2 separate regions of the Mus musculus genome follow, and region 1 is linked to region 2. Evidence: chromatin contacts called from ENCODE Hi-C or POLR2A ChIA-PET data. All regions are on one chromosome and are shown on one strand. Each heading gives the region's core, a stretch centred on a gene start or an enhancer-like site at or near the end of the contact. The rest is flanking DNA. Distances are from core to core; before and after follow the strand shown.

What was found. Hi-C counts contacts between places; a loop is a spot of excess contacts on that map. ChIA-PET counts read pairs that join two places held with the same protein, here RNA polymerase II (POLR2A).
Region 1: POLR2A ChIA-PET joins it to region 2 with 17 read pairs in Patski. The contact joins the promoter of Zfp60 here to the promoter of Map3k10 in region 2. A Hi-C loop is called at or near these places in 8 of 37 maps with a recorded cell type or tissue (adrenal gland, heart, left cerebral cortex and 2 more). POLR2A ChIA-PET finds 5 or more read pairs at or near these places in 4 of 5 experiments (Patski and embryonic stem cell).

The regions. Positions count from the first base shown.
Region 1 is chr7:27,726,278-27,733,590 of GRCm38, forward strand. Zfp60 (zinc finger protein 60) reads left to right here and starts at 5,132. Exons shown (of 5, transcript NM_029531.2): 1 at 5,132-5,193.
Region 2 is chr7:27,670,020-27,677,491 of GRCm38, forward strand. It overlaps Map3k10 (mitogen-activated protein kinase kinase kinase 10), which reads right to left and starts at 4,562. Exons shown (of 10, transcript NM_001290528.1): 1 at 3,324-4,562. The coding sequence starts at 4,005. It also overlaps a transcript of Zfp607b not described here.

The sequences.
Region 1 (7,313 bases), core at 3,882-6,381, 57 kb after region 2:
GGGACCCCCCCCCCCCCCCCCCCGCCTTTCAGAGACCAGCAGCACGGGAACAGAGCGCCCAGGCCTCTCCTCCGCCTTGCAGGTGGTTCTTCTTTTCCATCATGAGCGGTCTCCAAGATGGTGGGGTTGGGAAACCCTCTAGTCCAGTCTCTTAGGAAACCTCATTTTTAGAACATTTATTTTTTATTATATTATATTTGTTTAATATTTTAAAATATTTTAATATTGTTTTAATATTATATAAATTTATTATATTTATATTTATTACATTATAGAACCTTTATTGTTTATTTTAGAACATTTATTTTTAGTTGTGTCTCCCATAAGAAATTTATTAGATTGGGTGGTGGTCTTGCACGCCTTTAATCCCAGCACTTCGGAGGCAGAGACAGGCAGATATCTGTGAGTTTGAGGCTAGCCTGGTAGAGAGAGTAAGTTCTGGGACAGCCAGGGCTATACAGAGAAATCTCATCTCTAAAAATAACAACAAAAAAATTTATTAGAATAATTATTTAATTTACAGATGACAGAGGAGGTGTGGCCTTGTTGGAGGAAGTGTGTCACTGTGGAGACAGGCTGTGAGGTCTGGACAGGGTGACAGTCTCTTGCTACCTGTGGATGTAGAACTCTCCTCCAGCACCACGTCTGCCTGCACATTGCCATGTTTCCGGCCATGCTGATAATAGACTAAACCTCTGAAACTGTAAGCCAGCCCCAATGAAATGTTCCCTTGAGCCAGGCAGTGGTGGCATACACCTTTAATCCCAGCACTTGGGAGGCAGAGCAGGTGGATTTCTGAGTTCGAGGCCAGCCTGGTCTACAGAGTGAGTTCCAGGACAGTCAGGACTACACAGAGAAACCCTGTGGAAAAACCAAAAAAAAAAAAAAAAAAAAAAAAAAAGAATTGCCTTGGTCATGGTGTCTCTTCACAGCAATGGGACCATAACTAAGACAGTAACTGAGGAAGACTTTGAGCCTCTGATCCTCCAGCCTTCGCCTCCCAAGCACTGGGATTGCACATGAGATCCACCACAAGTCTGCCTGCCACTGAACTCACACTTGTTCCAGGAGGCTGGACCTCGGGTCTCCCAGACTCTCGGCTGCAGGGAAGGAGGAGCCCTGGGTGTCAGGTTTTGCTCCCCTCACTTTGTCTGTCTGTGGAGCGGTGATCACTGTGTTCATTCTGCCCCCAGTGACAAGGGCTGCAAGAAAAGCCTCCTGACAACTTTTCCCAGCATTCCAATTGTCCAAACTGACTGAGTTTGCAGAGTCTGTCCCAGGATGCTGTCAGGAGTGACTGGAAGAAAAGTTGTCCTGTCCTCCCTACAGGGACAGGACACAGAACACTGACAGTTAAACTGTGAGGGGCCCCACACAAAGCCCCTGGGATTAAAGGCGTGCACCACCACTGCCTGGCCTTCTGACAGCTTTCACAGTTGATATGCTGTGCAATTTGACTAGGCACCGTTGCTGTTCTAGGTTTGTTCTACCTGTTACTGAGATTGAAAATGAAAGATCCTGACAGAATGTAAAAGGTCACAGAAGTCCTGAAATTAGCAAAATAGATTTCATTGTTAGCAGAACTAGCTTCACTGATTTAGAAAATTAGAGATGCACGATGCTCTGGCCGCTCCTAGAACCTGTGTGTCTGCCAATGTTTTGATCGTTCCTTGAACCCAATTGTGTGCCCACTGATGAAGCCAGGTGTTTGTGATATTGGTTGCTGGGGAAGAGTCAGAAAATCTCCCCAGCAACCACAGCCGGCCAATCCAGAATTGCTACACCTGCACCAGACTCTTTCCTTGTACCCCTCCCATACCCATTTCTTGAGAAGTCAATCCCTACAGGCCAAGCATTCAAATATGAGTCTAGGGGACCATCCCTAGTCTAAACACCACACACAAGAACATGAAACTACTCAGCTATAAGATATATGCAGAAGACCTAGGTCAGACCTCTATAGCTTTTCTGATCTCTCAAGTTCCCATGAGTCTCAGTTGACTGTGAGCTGGATTTGCTTGGTGTGTCTCTAACCCCTTTGATTTCTCCAATTCTTCCTCCCCCTCCTCTGCAGGACTCTCTGAGTTCTACCTAGCATTTGACTATGGGACTCTGCATCTATTCCCATCAGTAGCTGGATGAATTCTCTCTGGTCTTATTGATGAAGACTCTGCTAGGCTACAGTCAGTTGCTTAAATTTTTCTCATAGACCTACTTTTAATATAGCTCTTAATCTCTTTGACCTCTCTTCTAGCCCAATACCTACCCCAGGTAGTGGAAGAGAAAGGTTATTAGGGGGACTGGAGAGATGGCTCAGCAGTTAAGAGCACTGACTGCTCTTCCAAAGATCCTGAGTTCAAATCCCAGCAAACACATGGTGGCTCACAACCATCCATAAGGAGACCTGACACCCTCTTCTGGTGTGTCTGAAGACAGCTACAGTGTCCTTAGATATAATAATAAATCTTGAAAAAGAAAAGAAAGGTGATTAGGAATGTGGGAGAAGTGGACCTGTTTATAAATTGTTCTTTGGAGCAAATCCCATCTCTGTTGTCGGGAAAGCAGTAGTTCAGTTTACAGGAATCGGGAGCAGCCACTCAGCAGCTCCATCCACTCACAAACACTCCACGAATACACCAGCAGTCCAGCTCAGCAGCGTTGGCATAGCAAACATGAATCAGCAGAAACAGCCAGGTCTGCAATGCATTGTTGGTCTTTAGTCTTGGCTGATCGTCGTTTCTTTGAGTCACTAGGAGCAGCCAGGATCAACAGGGGTGCCAGGAGAAGGTCTGTGTTGTGCCTCTCTCAAAGAATTGAAGATCAGTCAAGACTAGAGACCAACAATGCATTGCAGAGCTAGCTGGGCAAGACCCTGTCACTGTCTGTTGGGTCCAAACATCTCCAAACATCATGCGTCCTCCACGGGTCTTGCCTCACACCCATGTTCCTTAGCACATGAGTCTGTTTTAGCAAAACTCGAAGTGAGTCTGTATCAGCTGACATCACTCTGCTAATTGGCCTGAGTCCTTGGAAGTGGCAAGAAGCTGCCAGAACACCACCAGGAGTCTTGGTGCGTATCTCTCTATGGAGTAATGACAGATGGAGCTTAGCTATGCAGTGTAAGGTGAGACAATACATGCGTGTTGCTAGGGAAGAATCCTTCATCACATGTCCTTTCGGGTGCTTGCTTTAGCAAAAACTCCTTTCACCTGTATCTGCTTCAGAAAAACACTCCTTCATGTGTTTGCCCCAGCCAATCACCATCCTACACAACTGATTTTTCAAAGAAACCATAAGTTTCCACTTATTAGTCCCAGAACATTCTGCAGGCAGGACAAACTGTAGGTCTTTTGGTTTGCCACACAAACCATTATGAACCAATGTGGTCTACAAAGTGAGTTCCTGGATGGCCAGAGCTGTTACACAGAGAAACTGTCTTGAAAACAAAACAAAACAAAACAAAACAAACTGAACTTCATTTGATGAATTGCTACTTTGTCATCAATGGCAATGTTCTTTGTCCCCCAATCTGCCTCAACTTTAAAATCAATCTAATTCTTCTTTTGACTATTGTGAGGATGGTCACTTTGTTTTGTTTGTCTTTTGTTACAAGGTTTCTTCGTGTAGAGACTGCTGGTTCTGTAGACCAGGCTGGCCTTGAACTCTTAGAAATCTGGTATTAAAGGCATGTGCCACCACTGCCCGCCTGAGGATGGTCACTTTTAATCAGCTAGAGTATTTATCAACGTATTTTCTGTAGTTAACATCTGGTTGAGACTGACTTATTTCAAATCTAATCTGTCTATACTGTAGGCGTTTAGATCATTTACAAAGCGTCTAATATGTTTAGTGGTCCTAATAGGATTATCATTAACCTTGACACTAGTTTTCTCTCATGTTCTGGAAAAATATGTGTAAATATAAATAATAAATAAATGTGGTTTTGAAAGCTCATGTTGAAAGACTCCGAGAGGAGCCCCTTGCTCAGGCCTCAGGACAATAGCGGACACCCAAGAACTCACAAGAGACCAAGCTTGATGCAAACCACATGAGGCTTTATTCGGGGAAAGCCAGAGCTCTGGGGACGACTCATATCCCACGCAGGGGTAGAGGAGTCGACCCCAAGGGGAAAGAGGTCCCAGTTTTTATAGGCCCTCAGGGGGGGAAGGAGAAGGGGGAAGTAGGGGATTTCCAGATCTAAACAATGTTTATTCTCAAGAAATGGGTATGGGAGGGGTCCAAGGGAAGAGTCTGGTGCAGGTGTAGGAACTCTAGATTGGCCGGGCTGTTGTTGCTGGGGAGATTTTCTGACTCTTTTTCAGCAACCAATATCACAAACACCTGGCAATGGGCTTCATCAGTGGGCACACACATGGGTTCAAGGAACGGTCAAAACATTGGCAGACACACGGGTTCAAGGAGTGGCCAGAGCATTGTGCACCTCTATTTTTCTAAATCAGTGAAGCTAGTTCTGCTAACAGTGACATCTATCTTGCCAATTTCAGGGCTTGTGTGACCTTTTACATTCTGTCAGGATCTTTCAATGTCATGTTACACTAAGTACGTTTTCCCTACATAAACAAGGCATACGTCGGTGGTTGTTTACATACGTCGGTGGTTGTTTAGATACTTCCACATGCTAGTCATTCACCTTTCAAAATGGGCGCAGTTCTGTTGATATTTATCCAACTAGTCCTCACTCACGTTTTCCTATCTAGATAACAGGGACACTGACTCTCTGAACATCTGGCTGTCTGAAATCGCTGATATAAACTACCACGTTTAAAACCAACCAATTCTTTAGTTCAGTGTCTTCCAATCTACCATAGTCCCTACTAGAGCACAGCAGGTGGAATCCCTCTTGGTGCAAAGTGTAACCACGCCAGTTATATCCGGATTTGATCACGCTTCCTATTCTGTCCGGGGGTGGGGTGGGGGGTCTGGGAGACAGAACACGACGTCTCCCACAAACCACTGGCATAGCTCTCAGATGGCCTGGCCTAAGTTGTGTGCAGTGATCTCTCTGAACTACAGACCGCTAGGCTTCATCGAGTTGAGCACTCGGCACTACATTTCCCAGGGGCTACCGCGGCGGAAGTAAAGCAACTTCCGGTGCCCTGGCGGCGCTATAGCGGACGGTCGGGTCTTTCTGGTCTGAGTAGGGAATTGCTTTGTGTCTTCGGTCTCTGCAGAGTAAGGCCGGGAGTCCGGGTGTGGGTGTGGACGGTGGGGTGGATGGATGTTGATGCGTGTGTGAGTGTTTAGGGACGGTGCTGTGTGTGCGCGCGCGCGTCTCTGCGTACGCACCTTGAGCTATTTGCATTATCACCGTGCTTGTCGCTTTCTCTCGCGGCCACCAGCAGAGGACCAAGCTTCACTGAGGAGAGGTGAGGGGCGGAGTCTGAAGGGAAGCTTTCCCTGTGGTTCAGATTGAGCTTTGTGACGAGCATTTGAGGCCGAAAGTGCCTCCGAGGGTGGCCTACTGGCCTTTTCTCAGAGCTCTAGCCGTGTGAGTGTCGAGGGAAGAGAGGGGAAATGCTCACTGGGGATGCTCTCAAATGTAATCTAGGCTTACTCAGATGTAATCTAGGCTTACTCAGGCTCCCTGCGCAGGCCATTATTCAAAAGGAGGGCTGGAGGAGCGTGAGATCGTTGTTGCTACCCACCGAAGGCTCAAGGGCGAGTTTGCGCTTTCTCTCTGTGCGAGAAATGAGGGTTTTATGTTTAGAATATGGAATTGTCAGTAAATGAAGAAGGAACGTGTAAATTGATACCGCCATCATTGTGTCCCTTACATTGTCCCTCCCCTTTCCAGTTAGTATTCACATTATCGTTTCAATGACCCTTGACATCTTCTGTCTACAATCACTCCCCCCACCTCACCGACCATGTTATAGATAGGAACCGACAGAGGTTAACAAAAGGGCTTTCAAACTCCGATGTGCTAAATCGATTTCTATTTGGATGGTGTCACACGTCAGATGGCCTTAGATCTTCTTACAGGTCTTCATTTCAAAGCAGCGGAAGAGTGGAGGTTTTTGTTTTCTAGTAGATTTTGAGATTGGGAAAGTGGTAGGCTCTCTCCCCCTCCCCTCCCCTCCCCTCCATCTGGGTTGGAGTCTTGGTTCTGTCCCCTCAGGCTCTCCAGGCCTGTCAGGAACCTTAGGATGCCTGTGGTGAAGCCTGTTAGTGCAGTGCCGCCATATCCTAAGGGCCTGGTGTGCTTTAGTTGTTGCTCTGTGAGGCCATCTTGGGTTCATTCCACTCAGTGTTCTGCAGGACAAGGGAGTGTGAGAAACAATGCGATTGCTGGTGGATGTTTAAGAAAGCCACTCAAACAGAAAAGCTAGGCTTTGTGGGGTACAACGAGGCAGAAAGAAGCAGGAAGGGCAATGTGAATTCTGTAGCAGCTTGATCCCCATAACACGTTTCAGGCCAGCTGGCCTACACAGTGAGAACCTATTTCAAAAACAAGGAAGGTGAATATACCATAGAGCAGAGTGTTTTTCCAAATGTTGCGACGAACTGTTTGTATTGTGTAAATCTGTACCGTATTTATGTCCTTTGGGATGACTTAATCTAACTCACATTTTTGGAGTGAGTACACTTAATGTCCACCCTCTCTGTCTTTTCAAAACCATCCATCGAAGTCCATGTTTCATGACACATCTCTGAGCTTCTGTCCGGTAGCTGGAATTCTGTAGCCCTTGATCATCATCCTCCCATCTCTCTCCCTTATGGATCTGCGTCTCCCACTCTTGACGCCTCCGCCACTCAAACCCCACCAACCAGCATCTTGCTGTTCCTAGGAGAAAACAGCTTCAGATTCTACATGACTGAGACCATGGGTATCTGTCATTGTTTAAAGATGAAGTATTTGTCTTCAAAGTTACGTATGTTGGGTTATGTGTCCATGACCACAGGTGCCCCCCCCCCCCGGAAACCAGAGCTATAGGCTTCCCTGCAGCTTGGGTTCCAGGCACTGTAGCTGTCAGGAGACTGAACTCTGTCCTCTGCAAAAGCCATAGCGGCTCTCAGCCCCTGAGCCATCCCCATCCCCCGTGCTTGCCTTCCTCTTTAGCGTATTGCATGTGTGCATCCATATTGTAGTAAATGATTCACTGTGCGTGAGCCCCATCCTCCATGTGCTTGGTCCATTCGTCTGCTGGTGAGGTCGCGTATCACTGCTATGGAAATGATGCTGGAAGAGCGGTGGGAGTGTAAATGTCTCTTGCAGATACTGATGTTATTTCCTTTGTGTGTATTCCCCTCAGCCGTGGGATCCATGGATCAGTGTGAGGTCTGTTTGTAAT
Region 2 (7,472 bases), core at 3,312-5,811:
TTAAGAGAAGTTACTTGATCAAAAGCATATGGCTATCTAGATAACCAGCTTTCCATCTCTGTCCAATGTCTCAATGCTGAGATAGTTTATGCTTTGCATGTTTGTGCCATGTTTGAGTGATGGGCATTGAACCCAAGGCCTTATGCATGTGAGGGAAGCACTTTAAGACTATGTCACAGCCTCAGCTTGATGTGTGTGTATGTGTGTGTGTGTATTAATGCACACATCTGCCTGTATGTTTACATGTCCAACATGTGCATGCCTGGTGTCTGAAGAGACTTCAAGTATAGAATCCCCTGGAACTGGAGTCACAGATGTTTGTGAGGTACCTTGTGGGTGGTAGGAACTGAAGTCATGTTAGCAATGTTCTCTGCAAGAGTAGCCAGTGCTCTTAACCACCAAGCTCTCTCCAGCCTCCAGGCCCGGGCTTTGCTGTTTTGAGAGATTCTCACACTGTAGTCCAGTCTGACCTCAAATCTGCAGCCATCTCCACCGTGCAGCCTCCAAACACTGCGATTCTATGCCGGTCTCCATGTTCTACCAGGTCTCCTACTTCTCCACAGAGGCATACTCTTCCCACCTCACAACTGCCCTGCTCTCCCTAGCTCTCTTTGTAAGGCTGATTCCTTTATGTTCAGTTTTTGCGCCCCAGATATTGCCTTTCTTGACCATCAAATATAATGAATTCACCACAGTTCCCTCAGAGTCTCTGTAACTCTCTGCAAACTGATACTCATCTTCCTTTCCCCTCTCTTCCCATCTTTCCTCTAGCTATGGACCCTGTCTATATGTATCTATCATCCCCTTATCTATAGGTAGCTTGATTGATCAATCATCTATTCTTATTTACTACATATAGATTACGTATTAGTGAGGGGTAGGGTTCTCTTCCTGCTCTTCTTTTTCTTCTTTTGAGATAGTCTCATTAGACAGCCCTGGCTGTCCTGAAACTCACTCTAGCTCAGGCTAGCCTTCATCTCACAGAGACCTGCTTGCCTCTGCCTCCTGAGTGCAGGGATTAAAGCCTTACAATACCACGCCTGTCTCTTCTCCTTTAAAAAAATGTTTATCTGTTTTCTGTGTATGCATTCCTGTATGAGTTGTTCTAGACATGTCCCAGGAATTAAACTGAAGTTGCCAGACTTGGCAGCAAATACCTTTGCCCAGCTAGCCATCAGACTGTCCCCTGACTTATTTATTTATTTAGATAGCATCTTACACTGTCATCCAGATTAGCCTGGAACTCATTATGTAGCTCAGGCTGGTCTCAAACTTATGGCAGTCCTCTTGCCTCAGCCTCCTAACACTGGGATTAGAGGCATGCCACTACACCCAGCTGTCCCTAGTCTCTTCCATGATCCTAGAGCCATGGATGAAACATAGATGCTTAAGAATGACTAAACTAAGTCAGTCATGGTAGTACCTCCATTACGTGGGAGGCTGAGGTAGCAGGTTGGTAAAACCAAAGCTAACCAAACACCAAAACTAAAACAAACCAGGTGTCAGGATGGCTGAGCAGGTAAAGGCACTTGTAACCTGATGATCTGAGCCCCATCCCAGAGCCCTCATGGTGGAGAAGAGACGCGACTCCTGGCAGCTGTCCTCTGATTTCCACACATGCATGGTGATGTCTATTTCTAACCCCAGTAGTAAATAATTTAAAAAAAAGGATTACTGAAGCAAAGGACAAATGGCATCAGACGGGGAACTTCTGGAGGAAGGGTGTAGGGAACTGTTGTGGGACCTGTGTCCATTACTGCCCCAGGGGAAGCCTGGGCCTTCAGAGCCCAGCCACCTTGTCCAGGTTGTGTTAAGAGATGCTCTATGGATCCTCTGGGTGGGGAAGGGCTTAGGATCCCCTCATGCCAGTGGCCCTGCCTCTACTCACCCAGCAGTTTAGAAACACTAGAATGTGGGCATCCATACAGGCAGGGCCCACCTGCATCTGTTTTGTTGAGTCTCCCAGACTGGGCAGAGGCCACAGAAGGTCATCAGCACTTGGTCACTCTCTGTGTGGAATGTATGAATGCCAGGCTGAGGAGATGAAAACCACTCAGTCCCTCTCTTCTAGGGGCTAAAGTTGCAGTTAGTAACAAGCTTATACAAAACAGCAGAGTGGAATCAAGCAAACATAAACCAACAGCTAAGAAGGGACTGCTGAGGGGTAAGTACTGAAGGCGAAGGGAGGGGTCTCACATTCCTGGGTTAAGAATGACCCACTTGAGGGCAGGGAAGTGCAGGCCTCATTTGCTGTGGAGCCCCCTGCACATGCTCTGGCCTTGTGAATACCAAATGCAAGGCTGAGGCCATCAATTTAAAAGACAAAAATGAAAGATATGAAATGAGGCTCAGCAAGGATGGGAGAGCCCAAGGAGGCAAAGTCTTCCCAGTTGTATACCTAGGAGTATCTAGCACATGCCAGAATGATCTAGAAAGAAAGAAAGAAAGAAAGAAAGAAAGAAAGAAAGAAAGAAAGAAATGTCTCATCGATGAGGACTCTCAGGGAAAGAAACCATGGTGTCTTGTTGCTTGGAGATGGCCTAACTTAATAGCGGGCCCACTAATATTTGTTGATGCCCTGAGATACTTTTGGTCTAGATATGATCGATTTCTAGGGACCCTTCCCATCTGCTTGGCCCATTGCTGACTCAACCAACCAGTCAGCCAGCTTTGTAGAACCTGTGCCGGGCAAAGCAGCCTGGAAGTGTTTTCTATCAGCCACTCTCTTCCCAACGCCTTCATCTGCTCCACTCTGCTGGAGAGCCAGCAGCATCTAGAGAACAGTTTTGATTTGCCCCATCCCACCCCTATCCCAAGGCACACAAGGAAGTGTTTGGAGACATTTCTGGTTTTGATAGTTGGGAGCAGGGTTGCAGAGTACTAATGACCTCTTGTGCATAGAGCCCTAAGGCCACCAAACAACATAAAGTGCACAGAACAATCGCTCTGCCAATGACAAGACCACAAAGGTTAACCTTTGTGACAGGCTTGGGAAGCCCTGGCTTCAACTAAGCCAGCTCTGTCCATCTCTGCCTGGTAGACTCCAATGCCACGATCAGGTTGTGGGCATCATGAGGACAGACTCTGCAAGTGGCAATGAACACAGGGACTGTCATAGTGCCATGGATACACCATCATTGACCTACTGAATGAAAGAGACCTTTCTGAGCTTCCCTTTTCTTATTAATACAACCAAAGTCCCCCTTCACCTGGCCCTGCTTGCCCCATGCAGTGCCATCTGCTGTCCATTGCCCTTTCCAACGATCTGGGCTTGGCCTCATAAGATTCAGCGGAAGAGTTTTGGGAGAGAGGATACCACTTACTGTTGATGGACTTGAGGTCCCGGTGAATGATGGGCACAGGGGCATCATTGTGTAGATAGTTCATGCCCCGAGCCACCTGCACAGCCCAGTTGACCAGCACATGAGGGGGGACCCGGCGACCTGCCAGTACCCTGCTCAATGCACCTCCCCGAGCATATTCCATCACCAGGCAGAGGTTTGGGGGGCTGAGGCAGGCGCCCCTCAGGGCAATGATGTTGGGGTGCTGCAGGGCTCCAAAGAGCCGGGCCTCCTGGCGGACCTGCTCCGCTGTCACTGCCGGGTCCCGTTCAGGGTCCAGCCGAGCGGCCTTGACCGCTACTTCCTCTCCACGCCATACGGCGCGATAGACTTTGCCAAAGCCCCCGACACCGATGATCTCCTCCAGCTGCAGCTCGTGGAAGGGGATCTCCTGTGGCAGCTGGAGGTCTGAGGGTGCGGCGGGTGCAGCGGGGGCCACGTAGTTGCTGGGGAAGACGCCCACACGGCCGCTGGGCAGCTGCCCTGTCCACCAGCCCTCATCTCCAGACACCGCACAGTCCTGGGAAAGCACCTGGACGCGGTCGCCTCTCCGCAGGGTCAGCTCCTCGTCGCCCACCGCCTCGTAGTCGAACACGGCGGTCCACACTGGCCCCGCGGGGGTCGCGCCCCACTCTCTGGCCGCCGCCCCCTCCTCCTCCTCCATGGGGGAGGGGCCGGGGGCTGCGGGAGGCCGCTTCACGCAGGCTGCCCGCGGAATGCTGAGCGCGGGGCCGGGAGGCCGGGATGGGAGACAGTCCCTGCGGACCCCGGGGGGCTCCTGGGGACCATAGCTGGGGGAGGGGCCTCCGCTGGAGCGAAGGAATTAAAAAGAAAAAAAACCCCAAAAACCTAAAAAACACCTTTTTCAAACGATAGGACCGATCCCTCGGATTTGGCTGTGCAGGAGAGGCGTTAGGTTCACCTGTCCCCAACGATGTCAGGGCGCAGGGAGGGCCGGGTCGAGCGGGGCCCGCCGGCGGAGGCCGAGGCCGAGGGCAGCAAGCGGCCGCCCCTCCCCGCGCCTCTCACCCCGCGCAGCTCCACCGGCGGCCCCCGGCTCCGCATCCTCAGCCACGACCGCAGGGCCGGGCAGGGATGGCGGCGCCCCGGGGGCGGCCGCCCCGGGATGGGGTGGCGCGCCCCTCGGCCTCCTCACGCGAGGAACGCGTGGGCGGCCCCCATCCTCCTCAGCCGGCTCCTGGTCGGCCCCCTAAGTCCCTCTCCCCGCCGGGGCTCTTGGCGGTGTCCAGTGACGTGTTTATGCTGCCGCCGCGATGCCGCCTGGGAGTTGTAGTCCCAAGCTGCGAGGCCTTGGGTTCGTCCCAGGCTACATGAGCCCTGGTCCTTAGGCCCTATCTCCTATCAGGGCGAATGAACCAACGCTTTCTACAAGCCCTGCAGGAGACCCGTTCATGTTGGAGTTCACGGTAACTGACTCATTTAGCCAAGGGAAACATAGGAGCTGAATGAATGGAGATTACGGACCGATACTCCTAAAGCGGTTCGGACAAGGTTCGCAGGATAGTCTCTAGGGTCCCTGGCTGGAAGTGCATGCTGGGAAATGTAGTTCGTTCGTGGACCATTGCGCTCCTTGAACCACCTGCTTCAGAGAGCAATGGGTGACTGGAGCAAGTTAACGCACAGACTTGTGCTGCCTCTTTGGGCAGGAGCAGGCTGGAGGGCGAAGTGTACTGTCTCGAAGATTTCATAGCCAGATTTGCTTGCCTCACCAGCTATGGGATCACTGGCATCTGCAGTAAGAACTTGTCTATACTCTTCTGCCTCCTATAATGAGCTTCAGTTTGGAGAGAGGGGGCTGAAAGGAGGGGTTTCCGGGGGTGGGGGCTTTGCTCAGATGATGTCATTAAATCTTCACGAAGAGCCTCATTTACAGGTGACTCAGAGAAACAAACTCACTTTGTTCAAGATTGCTAAATTATAAATGGCAAAGCAAGAGTCAAGGGCAGTTTAAAAGAAATTGAAAAATTGAAAAACAAACACTGTCAGTGATCGTATTTTTAAATTGTGTGTGTGTGTGTGTGCGCGCGCGCGTGCGTGCGTGCACGCACCCAAAGAGGGCGTTGGATCTCCTGGAAACTTCAGTCACAGGCGGTTGTGAGCCACCCCATGTGGGTGCTGGGGACCCAAATTCAGGTTCTCCGCAAAAGCAGCATATGCCCTTTAGAGCTGACCCATCTTTGCCCCCTACGGTAACTAAGATTCTGGTTGAGTTTATTTGTGGGACAGGCAAAGAACTGACTGAGAGGGACAAAGGTGTGCGTGTGTGGAGCTTTATTGAGGCAAGCTGACAATCGCTGAGTTGGGAGTCGTTACAAGGGCTCTGTGTTTAGCATTTTATAAGACTTATGGGTCCTCTCATCTTAACATTTTGCCTAGGCATTTGTCCTTCTAACCTTTCTCTAAGGAAGGAAACAACCCTGGCAGGAAGGCCGTTTCTCTACCTGCCTATATATTTTTCTAACTTATCCTCAGCACCATGTTTTTAGAATGCTGCCTTTCTATGTATAGAATGCAGAAGGTGAGTCCTGTATAACGTCAGTGGCTTGTCCAAGAACTATAAACGTCAGGGGGTAGAATCCTGGGTCTTTCCAGTTTGGTGATCCTAAATGGCTTGAGACTCTGGATAGAGGAAGGAAGAGAAGAATTTTAAGAACTCTCATAGCCAGATTCTGAGACACTGATGCTAAAAGATCACAGGAAGTGATACTACTCCTGTAGCTGACTAACAAGTCTCCTGTTGTCTGCTTAGGGAAACTAGGGGTCTATCGAGAATGCTTGTTGGCTGGTGAGATGGCCAAGCTGGAGTTTGAGCCCAGAACCCACGTTGTGGAAAGAGAGAACTGACCCCTGCAACTTGTCTTCTTAGCTTCTCCATGTGCAGCTTGGTTGGCATTGAATGCCTGTGTGTGTGTGTGTGTGTGTGTGTGCGCGCGCGCGCGTGTGTGCGCGTGTGCACTCGCACACACTCACAGAGGTGGGCAGGGGGAGGAGAGGGTAAGAGGGGGGTGAGAGGGAGAGAGAGAGAGGCCAGAGGTGAGCCCTAGCTATCCTGGAAATTGCTATGTAGACCAGGCTGACCTCAAACTCAAGAGACCTGCCTATTTCTGCCTTCTGCTGAGATTAAAGGTTCAGATACCATGGTCGGCTACAAATCTTTTATTACTAAGACTTTCCCTCTTAACTGTGAGGTGCTAGTCCATGATGCTTTAAGATATTAGCTTCTTACTGATGCTGGGAAGTGGTGACGTATGCCTTTAATCCCAGCACTTGGGAGGCAGAGGCAGGCGGATTTCTGAGACTGAGGCCAGCCTGGTCTACAAAGTGAGTGCCAGGACAGCCAGGGCTATACAGAGAAACTCTGTCTAGAAAAAACAAACAAACAAAAAACAAAAACAAAAAAATCCAAAACAAACAAACAAACTACTGAAAATTGCACAACACCCCGCATGCTTGGGTTAGGCTGACACTGTTAGTCTGTTTATTAACATCTTAGGGGTGATTCAGTGTCAATTAAGCGTGTGGTTGGAACAGGGTGTCTCCAAACAGGGATCTAGCCTTGAGTGAGGAAAGAAACCTTGCTTGGCTTTAGATCTTAGTGGATGCTGTCTTAGTTTGGGTCTTCATTGCTGTGAAGAAACACCATGACCAAGGTAACTCTTATAAAGGACAACATTTAATTGGGGCTGGCTTACAGTCTCTGAGGTTCCATCCATTATCATTGTGGAGGGAAGCATGGCAGCGTCCAGATAGGCATGATGCTGGAGGAGCTGAGAGTTCAACATTTTGATTTGAAGACTGCTAGAAGACTCAGCATCTTCAGGTGAGTAGGAGGAATGTCTCAAAGTCCCCCACCCCCCACAGTGATGCACTTCCTCCAACAAGGCCACACCTCCTAACAGTACCACTCCCTGGGCCAACCATATTCAATCCACCACAAATGTTTTCATGGAATAGGGTGGATAGGGATAGGATTAGTCAGTTTCATAGATTTCCTTTGCTCTATCACCGATCCAAGCCCCAGCCCCTCTCTGATGGATTCTAGGCAAGTGTTTTATTACTGATTACCGCCTCCAGTCCTTTACTGGGGGATTCTAGGCAGGGGCTCTACAC